Linked DNA regions of Homo sapiens: region 1 is linked to region 2. Evidence: read pairs that join two places in POLR2A ChIA-PET (ENCODE). Cell type or tissue: A673. All regions are shown on one strand. Region 1 overlaps AUTS2 (activator of transcription and developmental regulator AUTS2). Region 2 overlaps AUTS2 (activator of transcription and developmental regulator AUTS2).

Region 1 (8,000 bases), 74 kb after region 2:
CTAATTATTTCCTGTTAGTATTACTGGTAAAATGGGGGTTGGCAAATTCTAGATAGTGATGCCACATATGTGTGGTGTGGGTTCCTTACAAAACTTTATTTGCTGCTTAATTTTGTAACATTGCATCATTCCCTAAATAGCCTCAAGATCCAAATACAATTGCAGTAATACTTGCTGAAAATTGGAAACTATTAAAAACATTCATTTGCTGGGAATCAGGAGAGGGGAGGGAATTTCAAATAATAGAGGTTTTTTTTTATTAAAAAAAAAAACTCACAAAATCTTTGATCCACTGTCTCTCAAAAGGCAATTTGATAGCTAAATGCAAGTATTTTTTTTTTTTTTTTTTGAGACAGGGTCTTACTTCTTCGCCCAGGCTGGAGTGCAGTGGCATGATCTCAGCTCACTGCAATCTCTACCTCCTGGGCTCAAGCGATCCTCCCACCTCAGCCTCCCAAGTAGCTGGGTCTACAGGCATATACCACCGCTAATTTTTGTATTTTTGTAGTGTTGGGGCTTCACCGTGTTGTCAAGGCTGGTCTTGAACTCCTGAGCTCAAGCAATCCGCCTGCCTTGGCCTTCCTGGTGGGATTACAGGGATTACAGCCACTGCGCCTAGCCTAAATATATTAATAAGTTTTAAAGTTTTATATTATTTCCATTTCTATTTTGGTAGTAAAGGTAAATGAACAAGCATTATAGATCACAGACATTTAGGTTAAAAGGTCCAAGCTCTTTGAGATGGGATATACTAGGGACACGTTATCTTTTTTTTTTTTTTTTTTGAGATGAAGTCTTGCTCTTGTCCCCCAGGCTGGAGTGCGGTGGTGCGATCTCAGCTCACTGCAACCTCACTGCAACCTCCACCTCCCGGGTTCAAGCGATTCTCCTACCTCACCTTGCCGAGTAGCTGAGATTACAGGTGCCTGCCACCACGCGTGGCTAATTTTTGTATTTTTAGTAGAGACAGGGTTTCACCATTTTGGCCAGGCTGGTCTTGAACTCCTGACCTCGTGATCCACCTTCCTCGGCCTCCTAGAGTGCTGGGATTACAGGTGTGAGCCACCGCCCCCGGCCGGGGCACATTGCCTTTATAACTCTATTTAATTCCCTTGCTTGCACGTTGAATAGATCTAAATGACTGGGGGAAAAGTAAAAACATAGTCTTTAGTCCCTTTCATTGTGGTAAATTCACTGAATGATAGACGGAAATTTCAGCCTTCTTGGGTCTACTGCCAGGTTCTGTAGTTATTTGTATGTCTCATGGAGAAATCCTCATTGATTACACTGTATGGCTAAACTGACTTAAAACAGATAACTGAGCCTATTTCAAAATTGAAAATTCTTTAAAATGGAAAGTTAGTACTCTATTGTTCCCAAACTGTTGGATTGCATGCCATTTTCCCAAACTCACAGACGTTGATAAGATTTCAGGCAAGGGGAACAAGGAAGGGGTCACAGTGGAAGCGAATTCTTCCCCTTTTTCTGACTGTGTTTGCCCACCTGTCCTTTACCCTTCGCAGTTCTATTCTGAGAGGTATGTGAGGAAGATGGGAGCCACTGCTGCTAGATTGTTGCCATTAACCAGCTTTCATGGCTTTTGTGGGAGCCTCCTTTTCATTAGTATTTGCAACATGTTCACCAGCAAAATGATTATGTTAGGCAGAGACATCACATCACTTACATTTCATAGCTCAGTGCAATTTTCATAAACTGCGAGGCAACATCCAAAAAAAACATGACTCAGAATTAGAGTTTCAGAAGATTATTATATAGACATTATTTCCCTCAGGTCACGGGCTTTAGTCAAATTTGGAGGAGAATGAAATTGCCAACAGTGAAAAGCAGACAGAAAGGTATGAGTTCATGAGCAGAGAAATAACATTTTCATTTGTTCCTTCCCCATGGGAAAGATTCAGCATTCCGGTAAATGGAGACGGTTATAAGAAATGAATTTTTGTCAGCAGGGATGTGATTTTAAGGCTCACTTATCCATTGGCAATCTAGATTTCTAACCCCAGGAATCTGGGAAATTGCTACAGAATGTAGTCTTTATTATAAACAAGTTTTTTTTTTTGGGGGGGGGTAGTTTTTCCCTCCTTCTTTTCTTGGTCAGAGCTTTTTAAGACGAAGGACTACATTTCTTTCTGCATTTCTGGGGTCAGATGATTGCAGATTTCCCATCTGCCCTGAGTTTCTCTCCATTGCTGTTGCTTTGTGATGGAAACCCTTTCTTTCCTCCTCACCAAGCTTCCCTCACTCTGTCGTTGCTTTTCCTAACCCCCCTGTGTTTATCCAGCACGACACTGACAATATTGAAAGCTGCAAACTTCCTATATGGCCATGGAGTGGTGGATCTATGGCCTGATCTCTCTGTTCCCCAGCATTTACAGGATGTCTTGTGCTGCTGCTGATTCTATATCCTCAGTTCTTTTGTGTCTGTGGACCTGAAAGAGCAAGGCAGGAAATACAGCTTTCCAGGTAGCTCTCATTTTACCAGGTATAAAGAGCGAGGATTTGCAAGGTTTCTGTAAGGTAATCCCAGACAACCTTCTTCGTAATTAAAGAACGTTCTTTCATGGGAAATTTTATTTTCCTTCTTCGATTTCATCAGATGCTTCTCAGCCCATCACTCATTCAGATTCTATGCAATGGTTCTTTTTCTAGCTAGAGTACATCCTTGAGAGTAGAAAATATTTCATATAATCTAAACCCTTCATTTCTAGAGATGCAGATAGATTCTGTAACATTAATCTCACCTTTATATTTTTTCAATTTTTAATAACTTGAAAATATGTATATCTAATGCCTTCTTTCCCTATGCACTTTTGCTTATTTTAATATTTCTCAACACCATAAGCTATTTGCCCAGCTGCATCCTTATTAGACAGTGCTATTGCCTGCCAAAGCTTTTTGAGAGCAAATTGCATTGCCTTCATTATTATTATGTCTACAATATAATGATTATGAAACATCATTATTATAGTTGATTAATAAATGATAATTGATGACTCTCAGTTCATAGGATTTGGCCCATGAAATTCATCACAATTTGTAAACTTTTCTCCAAACCTTCAAGGATTCTAAAAGGATTGATTTTGCTGCAAAGTATATGCGATTACATTTTTTGATACCTAGTAAGTAGTAGTGGTTGAGGATTCACTGGCCTGGCCAGAGTGAGGGTGTATACTAAATGTCTGTGGGGTTTCAATTTCTTCCTATTGAATTCTTTTAAAATGTAGAGTCTCTTACCACTGGGAGTTTGGGGAACTTCGCACAGTGGCTCATGCCTGTAATCCCAGTACTTTGGGAGGCCGAGGTAGGTGGATCACGAGGTCAGGAGATCGAGACCATCCTGGCTAACACAGTGAAACCCTGTCTCTACTAAAAATGCAAAAAATTAGCCAGGTATGGTGGTGGGTGCCTGTAGTCTGAGGCAGGAGAATGGCGTGAACCCGGGAGGCGGAGCTTGCAGTGAGCCGAGGTCGTGCCACTGTACTCCAGCCTGGGCAACAGAGCGGGACCCCGTCTCAAAAAAAAAAAAAAAGAAAGAGAGAAAGAAAATGTTGACGGAAGGCATTCTATCTCAGTCTCTGCAATGAGCCATTCGCATTTTGTGGAATCCTTTCTGGCATTAATTGGGGGACAGAAACAGCATCTGGCATATTTACATGACAGTAGCATGTACTTCTCTTTTATATGTCATTCATTCGTACTTCCAATAAGTTCTTTTCTAATATGAGCATACATTGCTTTATTGTGCTTGGCAGATACTGTATTTTTTACAAATTAAAGTTTTGTGTAAACCTTACATCAAGCAAGTCTGTCAGCACCGTTTTTCCAACAGCATATGCTCACTTCATGTCTCTGTGTGACATTTTGGTAATTCTTGCACTATTTCAAACTTTTTTATTATAATTATAACTGTTGTGGTGATCTGTGATCAGTGATCTTTGATGTTACTATTTTAGTTATTTTGGAGTGACATAAACCTCGCTATATAAGAACAGTGTGTGTTCTGTTTCACCAACCTGCCTTTCCTCTCTCTCTCTCTCCTTCCCTGGCCTTCCTATTCCCTGAGACACAACAATATTGAAATTAGGTCAGTTAATAACACTACACTGGACTCTAAGTGTTTGAGTGAAAAAAGAGTCTCATGTCACTCACTTGAATAAATCAAACTCTAGAAATGATTTAGCTTAGTAAGGAAGGCATGTTGAAAGCCAAGATGGGCTGAAAGCTAAGTCTCTTGCACCTGTTGGCCAAGTTGTGAATGCAAAGGAAAAGTGATTAAAGGAAATAATAGGTGCTACTCCAGTGAACACATGAGTGATAAGAAAGTGAAACAGCCCTTTTGCTGATATGGAGAAATTTTAGGAGTCTTGATGGGAGATGAAACCAGTTACAACATTCCCTTAAGCCAAAACCTAATCCATACAAGGCTCTCTGTTCAATTCTGTGGAGAGTGAGAGAGGCAAGGAAGCTGCAGAAGAAAAGCTGGAAGCTATCAGAGTGTGGTTTAAGAGGTTTAAGGAAAGGAACTATCTCTAGAACAGAAAACTGCAGGGTGAAACACAAGTGCTGATGGAGTAGCTGTGGCATGTTACCCAGAAGATCTAGCTAAGATCATTGATAAAGGTGGCCACGTTGAATAACAGAGTTTTACTGTAGACAAAACAGCCTTCTATTAGAAGAAGATGCCACCTATGACTTTCAAAGCTAGAAAGGAGAAGTCCCATGCCTAGCTTCAAAGGACAGGCTGACTCTTCGTAGGAGGCTAATGTAGCTGGTGACTTTAAGTTGAAACCATTGCTTATTTTATCATTCCAAAAATTGTAGGGCACTTAAAAATTATGCCAAATCTGCCCTGTGCTCTAGAAATAAAACAACAAAGCTGGGATGACAGCACATCTGTTTACGACATGGTTTACTAAATATTTTAAGCCCGCTATTGAGACCTACTGCTTGGAAAAAAAGATTCCTTTTAAAGTATTACTATTCATTGATAATGTACATGATCACCCAAGGGCTCTGATGGAGTTGTACAAGGAGATAAATGTTGTTTTCATGCCTGGTGACAGAACATTTATTTTACCATTCATGGATCAAGAAGTAATTTCAACTTTCAAGTCTCATTATTTAAGAAATGCATTTCATAAGGCTTTAGCCACCGTAATTAGTGATTTCCTCTGATGGATCTGGGCAAAGTCAATTGAAACCTTTAGCAAAGGATTCCCCATTCTAGATGCCATTAAGAACATTCATGACATATAGGAGGAAATCAAAATACCAACATGAACAGGAATTTGGAAGAAGTTTATTCCAAACTTAATGGATGTCTTTGAGGTGTTCAAGGCTTCAGTAGAGGAAATTGCTGCAGATGCATGGAAATATCAAGAGAACTAGCATTAGAATTGGGGCCTTGAAGGTGTTACTGAATTTCTGCAATCTCATCACCAAAATTGAACAGATGAGGAGTTGCTTCTTTATGGATGAACAAAGAAAGTGTTTTCTTGAGATGGAGTCTACTCCTGGTGAAGATGCTGTGAATGTTGTTGAAACTACAGCAAAGAATTTAGAATATTCCATAAACTCAGTTGATAAATCAGTGGCGGTATTTGAGGATTGACTTCACTTTTTAAAGAAGTTCTATGTGGGTAATATGCTATCAAACAGCTTCCCATGCTACAGAGAAATCTTTCATGAAAGGAAGAGTCAGTTGATGGAGCAAACTTCATTGGTGTCTTACTGCAAGAAATTGCCACAGCCACCCAACCTTCAGCAACCACCAGTCTGATCAGTCAGCAACCATCAACATGTATGCAAGACCCTCCACCAGCAAAAAGATTATGACTTGCCAAAGGATACCTGCAAAAATCCATCCACCAGACTCAGGTGTTTGTTAGCATATTTTTAGCAATAAAGCATTTTTAAAATTAAGGTAACTACATTGAATTTTTAGACATAATGCTATTATACACATATAGCCTAATATGTCTATTAGTTTTAGACATAATGCTATCAATTATGTTAATAACTTAACATAATTTTTGTGTTCACTGGGAAACCAAAAGTTCATGGGACTTGCTTTATTGCAATATTCATTTTATTGTGGTGGTTTGGAACCAAATCTACAATGTCTTAGGTATTCCTGTATTTTCATTAAGAAGTAGTATGACTATCTCACATAAAGGCTGATAACCTGGAAGACACTTAGATTTCAATATAGTTTGGAACCTGTCTGGATTCCATGTATTACTTCAACAGGAGTGAAGAATCCCATAGTCTGATGAATTTTTGCAGGTATTCTCTTCACCATAATGAGGTTTCATTAGGGTTACTGCTAGAATAGGATTGTTTGTTATTAGTTTCCAATGAAGGATGGAATATTCTCAATGTAGGAATTCATAGTACGTACAAGAAAGCTATAGATATTGTTAGTATAATAATTATACAATAGTAGTAGTATAATAAAATATTCAAGCAATCACTTAATAATTACTTCAAGTCTCACTGTCTGCCCTCCAGAATCAGGAGCAGGATGTCTGAACTCCTCATTCTTTACACTTTTACTCAAAAGCTCTTAACTCTAGAGACAGTCTTTAACTTTTTGGTATTTGGTTTCTTCTTTTGTGCAATGGCAATGATTCTGCCTGTGCAAACAACTGTCAACTGTTTTTCTCAGCAGTGCTAGTGTAAATGAAGTTGAATATTAGGAATAATTAACCTTCCTTGCTTACATATGCCATTTGATAATGCTCAATCTTCTTTGTTAAGAAAACAATGCAGTAAAATCTTTGTTAATTGAGATGAAGTGTTGTTTATTTAAATTTGGATCATTCTGAAAAATATATTTGTTCCAACAGGCTTATTCCTGAAAATCTTTCTAAAATATGTTCAGTGTCTGTCTGCCTTAGAATGGTCCCCAAATATAATTGAATCTCTCTCTGGTGATGGGTTGTCTTGCACAGCCTAGGACCCATCATACTGGAGTGCTTTTCTCTCTGAATCAAGCAGCAGATAACGGAATTTGGACTGCTTTGATCTCAGATCATACCCTGGAAGTTGTGTTTTAATAAGTAAATTTCTTATATGAATTGTTTTCTTAGTGTTGTACCTCATTCTTCATAAAAGTAAAAAGTATATTAGCAAGTTACAGAACAAGAAGTATCATGTTGCCTAATCAATGCAAAATATCATCATTTCCTAGACAACTTCACAGGAGACATAGCATGATTAGAAGGTCAGACTTGATTAAATCCCGTGCTTTGCCCTTAGTTTTTTGAAATTTCAAAGGAGGCAATCTCTCTGTCAATAAATTTTCAAATTTTATAAATAATAGTAATCCTGATGCCAGCAAGCAGTTATTGAGCTTTGTGTGCCAAGTACTGTTCTAAGCATGTTTCAAGTAATAACTCACTTCTTCACAATGAGCCTTTCAAGGAGGTACTGTTATTGACATCATTTTTCTAGTGAGGAGCCTGAGGCTTAGATTCAGAAACCTGTGAGTCGCCATATAGCTAGTAGCTGGCCGAGCCATGATTTGAACTTAGCTGTGCTCAAAACCACCACACCATGATACCTCAGAGATGAATGTGTGCGTGGTGGTTATGGGAGAAGAGAACCACATTTACTTATTTTTTGTCTGGGTCTTGCATGGTGTTTTAGATCATTTCATTTCTGTTATTTCATTTTGAAACATTTCTACTATAATTATTATCCATATTTTACATATAGGGAATCTAGTCTCAGAAAAACTGAAGCTTATAACCAATATTTTACAGCTAGTGATAATGAGGGAGCAGACATTTGAACTTGACAACCTAAATTCAGGTTCTGGCTAGGGGTTTCGTTAAGGAAAGGAAAAATTCCCTCCAACAAAGGTCATTTTTATGATGTGTAAGTGATTTAAGCTTTCTGTATACCACCCCACCCCTTACAAAGATTTGTGTTTTCATTTTTAATTAAATCTGTCTGTTCTGCATTCTCATTGTTTGGAC
Region 2 (8,000 bases):
ACGTGCATTCTCATACACGCATAGAAGTCTTACAACTACGTGTACTACTTGGAGCCTGCCTGATGGTCCTTTTCTTCACATTCAGAATCATGCTTCTGACCCATTAGGAGAGGCTAACTCTTGTTATTTTGGAGACATTTTCAGGAGTGGTAATGAATGGGCATTAAGGCACTTCTGTTATTCATGAATATGTACATTCACTTAACATATTTATTGAGTACCTACTGTATGCCAGGTATTATGCTAGGTGCTGAGGTTATAGCAGTAAAAAAATAAAAAGATACATAGTCTCTGCTCTACTTTAGTTTATAGGTTATTGGAGAGACAGACAAGAACAAATAATAATACAGTTATACACTTAAAATTTTTATATTGCCTTTGTATTCAATAAAAATTTGTTGAGGGCTTCTAGATGCTGTAGACTCTGTGATAGAGTCTAAAGAAAAGCGTCTTGCCTAATTTCTGTTAAAATCAGTGGTTTGCCATTTACGAGGAATAAACTGGCCATGTTTAGTTATGGTATTGAAGAAAGGGTTTGATCCATACAGGAACTATACTTCACCTCTATGTATTAATTTAGTACACAGTTTTAAGAACAGCAAGGTAGCATTCAAGAAGAGCATTCTGTTATATACTTGTATATAAACCCTATTGTATCTACTAAGGATATTGTTATAACTTCCTCTTCACTGGTATCTCCTCAACTCTGAGTTCAAGACCTACCCTTCTCTCCAGCTGTGGGAAATGGGATTTGTCAACCTCTCTGAGACAAAGTTTCACATCAGCAAAATGGGAATAGTTGTACTAGTTCACACGGGGTTGTAAAGAGTGAATGGAATTGTGTATTTGAAAACACTTCATTAAAGGGATGGATATTTCAAGTACACTGATTTAATTTTTACAAATAATATGAATGTATTAGATCATCACATGTACCCTGAAACTATGCATATCAATTATGCATGAATAAAAAAATTGTTGAAAAAGCCGGTCGCAGTGGCTCACGTCTGTAATCCCAGCACTTTGGGAGGCTGAGGTGGGTGGAGCGCCTAAGGTCAGGAGTTGGAGACCAGCCTCGCCAACATAGTGAAACCCCATCTCTACTAAAAATACAAAAAATTAGCTGGGCATGGTGGCGGGCGCCTGTAATCCCAGCTAACTAGGGAGGCTGAGGTAGGAGAATCGCTTGAACCTGGGAAGTGGAGTTTGTGGTGAGCCGAGATCGCGCCATTGCACTCCAGCCTGGGCAACAAGAGTGAAACTCCATCTTAAAAAAAAAAAAAAAAAGAAAAAAAAAGAAAAAGAAAATACTGTGTAAAGGACTATACTCATTTGAGTTTGTATAATTTTCATTATTATTACATCAGATTTACAGAGAGAATAAAATTTATTGAAGCCAACTGTGTTGTCTTAAACCTCCGAAAATTCAGAAGGAGGATAATGCTGAGTTCAAGTACGATATAGAAATCATCATATCTTTTCTCTAGCAAGTGTTCCAAGAGAATTAGAATATAATGCCAAAATTAAGGTAGAAATTAAGTTATTCTAGAAGTGGGATAGCCAGTGTCAGCATGCATGCATGATCCTTGAAAAGTGATATTGGGCAGCATTTACACCAAGCTTTGCTATCTTACGTTCTCTTTTTGCTTCTTCTACCTGGTGTTATTTGTGCCTTCCCTAAAGGGCTGAAATTGAAAAGAATTAGTACGAATGCATTTTCAATGACACCTTGGCCAAGAGGTTCATGCATTTCAGCTTTGGACAAGGTGCTATGGTTCAAATACTCATGAATATGATATAAGAACAGTCATTATTTAAATGATGAACCTTTATATGAGATTACACTGGGTGTTACTAATCTGCAAGTTGTATTTTCTGTGGGGAAAAATCAGTATGAATGAATCAAGAACTCAGTGTGCATCCTGCAGTGCATGTTGTATTTGCATGAACGGAGATGTAATCTCTTCACCTTTTGAATCATTTTGTTTAAAGGCCCTATATAGATCATTCTGCTCTTACTGGTGGGTGACATTTTCTTAAGGTTCTCTCCCTAGATAGACTAATTTGAAAAAAATGCATCCCTCTTGATGTCTGCATGTGCATGTGTGTATGCATATGTATAAAATATAGAGGTGATCACAAAGCATACTGGGCCACTTAGCACTTCCACTAATTCCACATTATCAGAGATTGTTTGGAGAGCATATTTCATTCTCCCTACTTTGTCACTTATTTCTAACACTGAGTATATCTGTACAGTTCTTAATAGTAAATGGCATAATATCTTATTCTCTGTATTCTATACATTGTCAACCCCATTCCTAGCTGATAATCAGTAGTCAAAAATGGGTGAATAATTTGAATGGTACTTGTCTTTAATTGTGATTCATGTCTGAATGGCTTGCTGGTAACTAGGAGCTAAATTTAATGTTAATCCAAGGTCACACTCTAGTCCACATACTGGAAGCTCAGCCTCTTGACATGCATGCTTCATGCAATTATCAGGCTGCTCCCTTGTAGGATAAAGTGCGGCAGTCTAGAAAGCATGGCACTCAAATGGGAAGAACTGTTGGTGAGTCTGTACAGAACAGATGAGGTTGCAGATATTTGAAAGCATTTGCTAATGGAAACTCTGGGTAAGGCAGCATCTTAAATAATACGTAGAATCAGCATGCTGTCTCCAAAACACATTTGCAGCATTTATTAGCTGGGTGTGAGCTAAAGGTAAGCTCCCATTAAAAGAAAAAAAAATCTTCGTAATGATTAGCAGGGGCCCAGTATAATTTAAGGTATTCTTTGGAGTTTATAAATATGGCCTCATAAAAAGCCTGAATATAAGAGAACTGTGACTTTAAGTCATTAGAAGCCCAGTGGTTTGATAAAATAACAGGAAACAGACAATTTATTATGAGCAGTCTCAGTAGCTCTGGATTATCTATAAAACTTTTACGGCCTTCCCCAAGTGGCAAGAAGCCATAAAACTTGCCTGAATGAGGGACTTGTTAATTTACTTGTTAAAGCAAATTAAAAATTTATAAGTGCTTTTAGGTAAATGAGATCTTCTCTCATTGCTGCCCTTGCGGGGCTGGGAGTCCTAGGAGGGGAGAGTGGATATGCTTAGACACCACTGCAGAACAATAAAAGCTATTAAATTTTTCCAGTTTATTACAGCAGAGCCATGCAGCTGTTGCCATGGCTAGCTGTGGGGTACCGGTGGTTGACAGCCTGGAGTCTCACTCAAAGGGGGAAAAAATAAAAAGCCAAGGAAAGGGATGATTTTTTACTTTTATAATTCTCCAATTGTTGATGTTGTAGACCATGTCTTTTTATTTTTCCTTGACCTTGTAAATCCAGAAGTTTTAAACTTTTTTCTTTTCTTTTTTTTTTTTTGAGACAGAGTTTTGCTCTTGTTGCCCAGGCTGGAGTGCAATGTCACAATCTCGGCTCACTGCAACCTCCGCCTCTTGGGTTCAAGCAATTCTCCTGCCTCAGCCTCCCGAGTAGCTGGGATTACAAGCGTGCGCCATCACGCCCAGCTAATTTTTTATTTTTAGTAGAGATGGGGTTTCTCCATGTTGGTCAGGCTGGTCTCAAACTCCCAACCTCAGGTGATCCGCCCACCTCGACCTCCCAAAGTGCTGGGATTATAGGCGTGAGCCACTGTGCCTGGCCTTATACTGTTTTTTCTTATCCCCAGAAGTGTTTCTGTTTATTTTGTCATACATTGTTGGTCCTTGAAAATTCCTGCCCGTCATGATTCCTTTTAGTCATTTAGTCCATGGACAAAGGCCAGGTCTTAGGCTGTTTTTGTTAACCTCAACATTTCTTGAAAAAAACCTCTTTCTCTCTCTTTTCCTTTCCCATATCTAGCCACAAAACTAGGAGAAGGAAGAAAGGGAATCTGGTACATGTTCTTGTGTATTTAACTCCAAAAACTGTTAGAATCAATATTTTTTGTGGAAGCCAAAGTTTATAGGTAAAGGCAGATTTTCTTGCACTCTCCCTTGGATGAAATGTCAGCGTAGGTTAAAATTCTTGGATCTTAGCATCTTCCTTAACTTAGGGCTGTTCTCTACGTGTTGAATTTCTTCTGTAATAATAGGTTTCTGAATGGTGACTTTGGCTGGTGGGGGTCATTTTTTTGGCTTTAAGCCCTGTGACTCAGGGGATTTTTTTTTTTTTTGGCTCCCTTAAATACAATTCACAATGAGCAGTTTTCTCCCTGCCCTAGTGACAGTAAGGTTTCTGGGACATAGGAAATAGCTTATTCTTCCACTCAGATCAGAAGTTTTGATTGAGCTCTGTGGCATTTTTAAGGCAGAAAAAGACACGTTATGCCTCAACTACCTACCCTATTTAATGTTAAATTAAAATGATGGTTATTTTTAAAGTGTGTTTACATTTAAAAATTCCTCCAGAAAAGTCAAGTTCTGCAAACATTTTCTTGTAGTATTTCCAGTCACTGCACAAGAAAGGTACATTTTATTAGTTTTAAGAACAGAAATAGTAGAAAGACATAATTGGTACAAGTGTTTGTTCTTCTACAGTATTTACTCTTCAGTTTTTACATATATATCCATACCTCTGATTTGTAGTTTGTTTGGAATTATGTTTAGAAAAGCATATTGTTGGCAAGTAAAGCATCACAAAATTAAGGGTAGAGAACAGCAGTAAAAAAAAAATGACAAATATGTATTTTTAGACTGTATTCCAGTTTTAGGAGGTATCAGCTTTTAGAGATTCCTTAACGTTAAAATTTGTTTCAGTAAGTAACTCTTGTTGTGGTCGCTGTCTTCAGTATTCCAGAAATAATGCTGTATCTCTTATTCAACTTCATGAACCTCTTTACTGGCTTCCATATTAATGTCATTTGCATTTAGAGTGTGTCATCTTCATTTAGAATCTCAGCAAAAATTCTGGTTTATAACCATCTTTGCACAAATTATCTCTGTGCTTTAGGACACTTTTCTGGGCCTGGTCTTGCATTTTTTATGAATACAACTTTAAGAGTGGAACTTAAATATGTCCCCTTTTATTGGATTATCCCCATAGACCTGACCACAAAGTCTGTGGAAGTAGAAAGCTATAACGGTTGTACCATTTTTTTTTTTTTAAATACTTTAAGTTCTAGAGTACATGTGCACAACATGCAAGTTTGTTACATAGGTATACCTGTGTCATGTTGGTTTGTTGCACCCATCACCTCATCATTTACATTAGGTATTTCTCCTAACGCTATCCCTCCCCCAGCCCCCCACCCCACAATAGGCCCTGGTGTGTGATGTTCCCCTCCCTGTGTCCATGCGTTCTCATTGGTTGTACCATTCTTTTGTTCAAGAGTATCAAGTTGAATTTCATGTACTGAAAAAGTAGATAGATTTAAAAACATTTAAATTTAGGTAGCAAATGACATTGGGCCAAAGGTCCATTGCTAAGGAGACCCAGGAAAGAATTTATTACAATAGGAATATGAGGTGTGGAACCCAAGGACAGCTGTCATGAAGGATAGGTAATCACAGTAAAGTAGTGATGCTTCATATACATTTGTTTTTGTTTTTGTTTTTTTGAGACAGAGTCTCCTTCTATCCCCCAGGCTGGAGTGCAGTGGCATGATCTCGGCTCACTGCAACCTCCGCCTCCTGGGTTCAAGCGATTCTCCTGCCTCTGCCTCCCGAGTAGCTGGGACTATAGGCGCACACCACCACACCTGGCTAATTTTTGTATTTTTAGTAGAGACGGGGTTTCACCATGTTGGCCAGGCTGGTCTCGAACTCCTGACGCCAGGTGATCTGCCAGCCTCGGCCTCCCAAAGTGCTGGGATTACAGGCGTGAGCCACTTCGCCTGGCATATATTTGGTTTTAAGAGTTCAAGCTAGAATTTTAGAGTAGATGTTCACTCATTAGTAATATTGATATATGTTGTATAATGATTGCTTAATTGCTAATTTTCTTATGCTAATTGATGTTTTTCTATAAAACCAAATTCTTCAGCTCTTTACATTTATTGAATGCTATCTGGCTTATGAATTTTCATAAGAACTGCCAAAAAAAAAAAGAAAAAAAGGGGCAGGTCCCCTCCTTCCTTCTAAAAAGAGTGGTTCATGCCTGTAATCCCAGCATTTTGGGAGGCTGAGGTGGGCAGATCACTTGAGATCAGGAGTTAAAGACCAGCCTGAACAAAACAGTGAAACACCGTCTTTACTAAAAATACAAAAATTAGCCGGGCATGGTGGTGCATGCTTGTAATCCCAGCTACTTGGGAGGCTGAGGCACAAGAATTGCTTGAACCTGGGAGGCAGAGGTTGCAGTGAGCTGAGGTTGTGCTACTGCACTCCAGCCTGGGTGACAGAGTGAGACCTATCTCAAAAAACAAAAAACAAAAATTAAAGAAATAAAAATAAAAAGGTAGAGAGTATGTCTATAATGACTTTTTAATGTGTCAGGGAGTTTTTAATAGGAAAAAAAAATCATTCCACTAAAAATATGTCCTCTGTCTCCCAACTAGAATTTCTTCCCCATGTCACTGCCAGCCATTGCTGTGACAATATAGTCTCTTACTCTTTTATCAAATATTCTCCATATTATTGCTGTAAGTACTGGACAGATATCATAAGTAAAATATGTCCACCTGGTTGCTAAGAAAAATCCCACATTTATTTTATATATTTTGTAATAGCTTTACGTATTCGTTCAACCGTAACATTTTGGTTTAAAGACTTCATTAAGCTTTCATTGTCCAATAGCAAAGAAGTATGAAGTAGATACCCCTTACTTTGCAGTGTTTACTTTTTTTTTTTTTTTTTTTTTGAGACAGAGTCTCGCACTTTCGCCCAGGCTGGAGTGCAGTGGCGTGATCTCGGCTCACCGCAAGCTCTGGCTCCCGGGTTCACACCATTCTCCTGCCTCAGCCTCCCGAGTAGCTGGGACTACAGGCGCCTGCCACCACGCCCAGCTAATTTTTTGTATTTTTAGTAGAGACGGGGTTTCACCGTGTTAGCCAGGATATTCTTGATCTCCTGACCTCGTGATCTGCTTGCCTCAGCCTCCCAAAGAGCTGGGATTACAGGTGTGAGCCACCACACCCAGCCTGCAGTGTTTACTTTTTATTTATTTTTTATTTTTTGGTGATTTCCTTTTACCATTAGCTACCAGCTGTCAGGTATTTTCATATAGTTTTGGCATTATAGTTTCTTTGGTTAGATCACACACACACACACACACGTACGTATATGTATTGTAGGTATAAGCACTGGAATTTAGCAGAGCTTTTTAAATAAATGGGCTAGTCTACATGCCTTTCTATTCTTTTCCTTCTAATAATCTTATACTAATAAGATTATAGTTACAAGTCAGACAGCAATTTCATGGCACCTGTAGATTTTGAGTAAGAAATAAAACTAACTTCAGTTGATTATAGTTTTTTTTCCATCATTAATTTAATCCAAATTTCTTTAAGATGGCTAAGGTAAATGAAATTATATTCTCAATTGCTTGTCTGGTCTAATATGACCAAAAAAAACTGTTAGAGACTGCTTTAATTATTTGAAGTGTTTGAAGAAATTTGAGAGAGTATTGTAGAATTTATTCTTATATTAATGCAATTAATATATTAAGATTCAACCACATCAAATTATGTATTAGTCATCCAGAATTGAGAGACATGGTTGTAAAAATATCATTAAGGTGTGTGGTATTTACTTAAAATTTATTCCTTTAGAGATACCAGAATAATTATTTATATCTGTTTGCTAATTGCTTACTCTAAATGTTTGGTCAGTAAATCAGAAAAATATTAGAGCTATCCAAAGGAACAAACACACTGCAATGTGTTATAACATGCCTCCATTGCCCATAAATTATTAATACAATGTTACTCTGGAGGGGTAGCATAATGTTTTGGAAATAATGCACACTCCAGAATAAAAAGGCCTGAATGTGAATTCTAGGCCCATCTCTTCCTTTCTGTTTAATCCCAGGTTAACCTGAGCCTCCACTTACTT

The links. ChIA-PET counts read pairs that join two places held together with the same protein. Peaks named below come from ENCODE experiments on the same cell type or tissue, not always from the same donor. Only the 100,000 strongest peaks of a DNase experiment are listed, where the experiment ranks them.
Region 1: POLR2A ChIA-PET joins it to region 2 with 11 read pairs; 5 of 35 experiments call an interaction of 5 or more read pairs at or near these places.

What each region holds. Positions count from the first base shown.
Region 1 is chr7:70,169,829-70,177,828 of GRCh38, forward strand. The region is part of intron 4 of AUTS2 (activator of transcription and developmental regulator AUTS2); the gene reads left to right. Among named protein-coding and RNA genes, the nearest start is that of AUTS2, 580 kb to the left of the region's middle. In A673, no CTCF peak of the experiment used is centred here; no DNase peak of the experiment used is centred here.
Region 2 is chr7:70,095,330-70,103,329 of GRCh38, forward strand. The region is part of intron 2 of AUTS2 (activator of transcription and developmental regulator AUTS2); the gene reads left to right. Among named protein-coding and RNA genes, the nearest start is that of AUTS2, 500 kb to the left of the region's middle. In A673, no CTCF peak of the experiment used is centred here; a DNase peak (open chromatin) is centred at 3,022; H3K27me3 peaks cover 4,323 bases.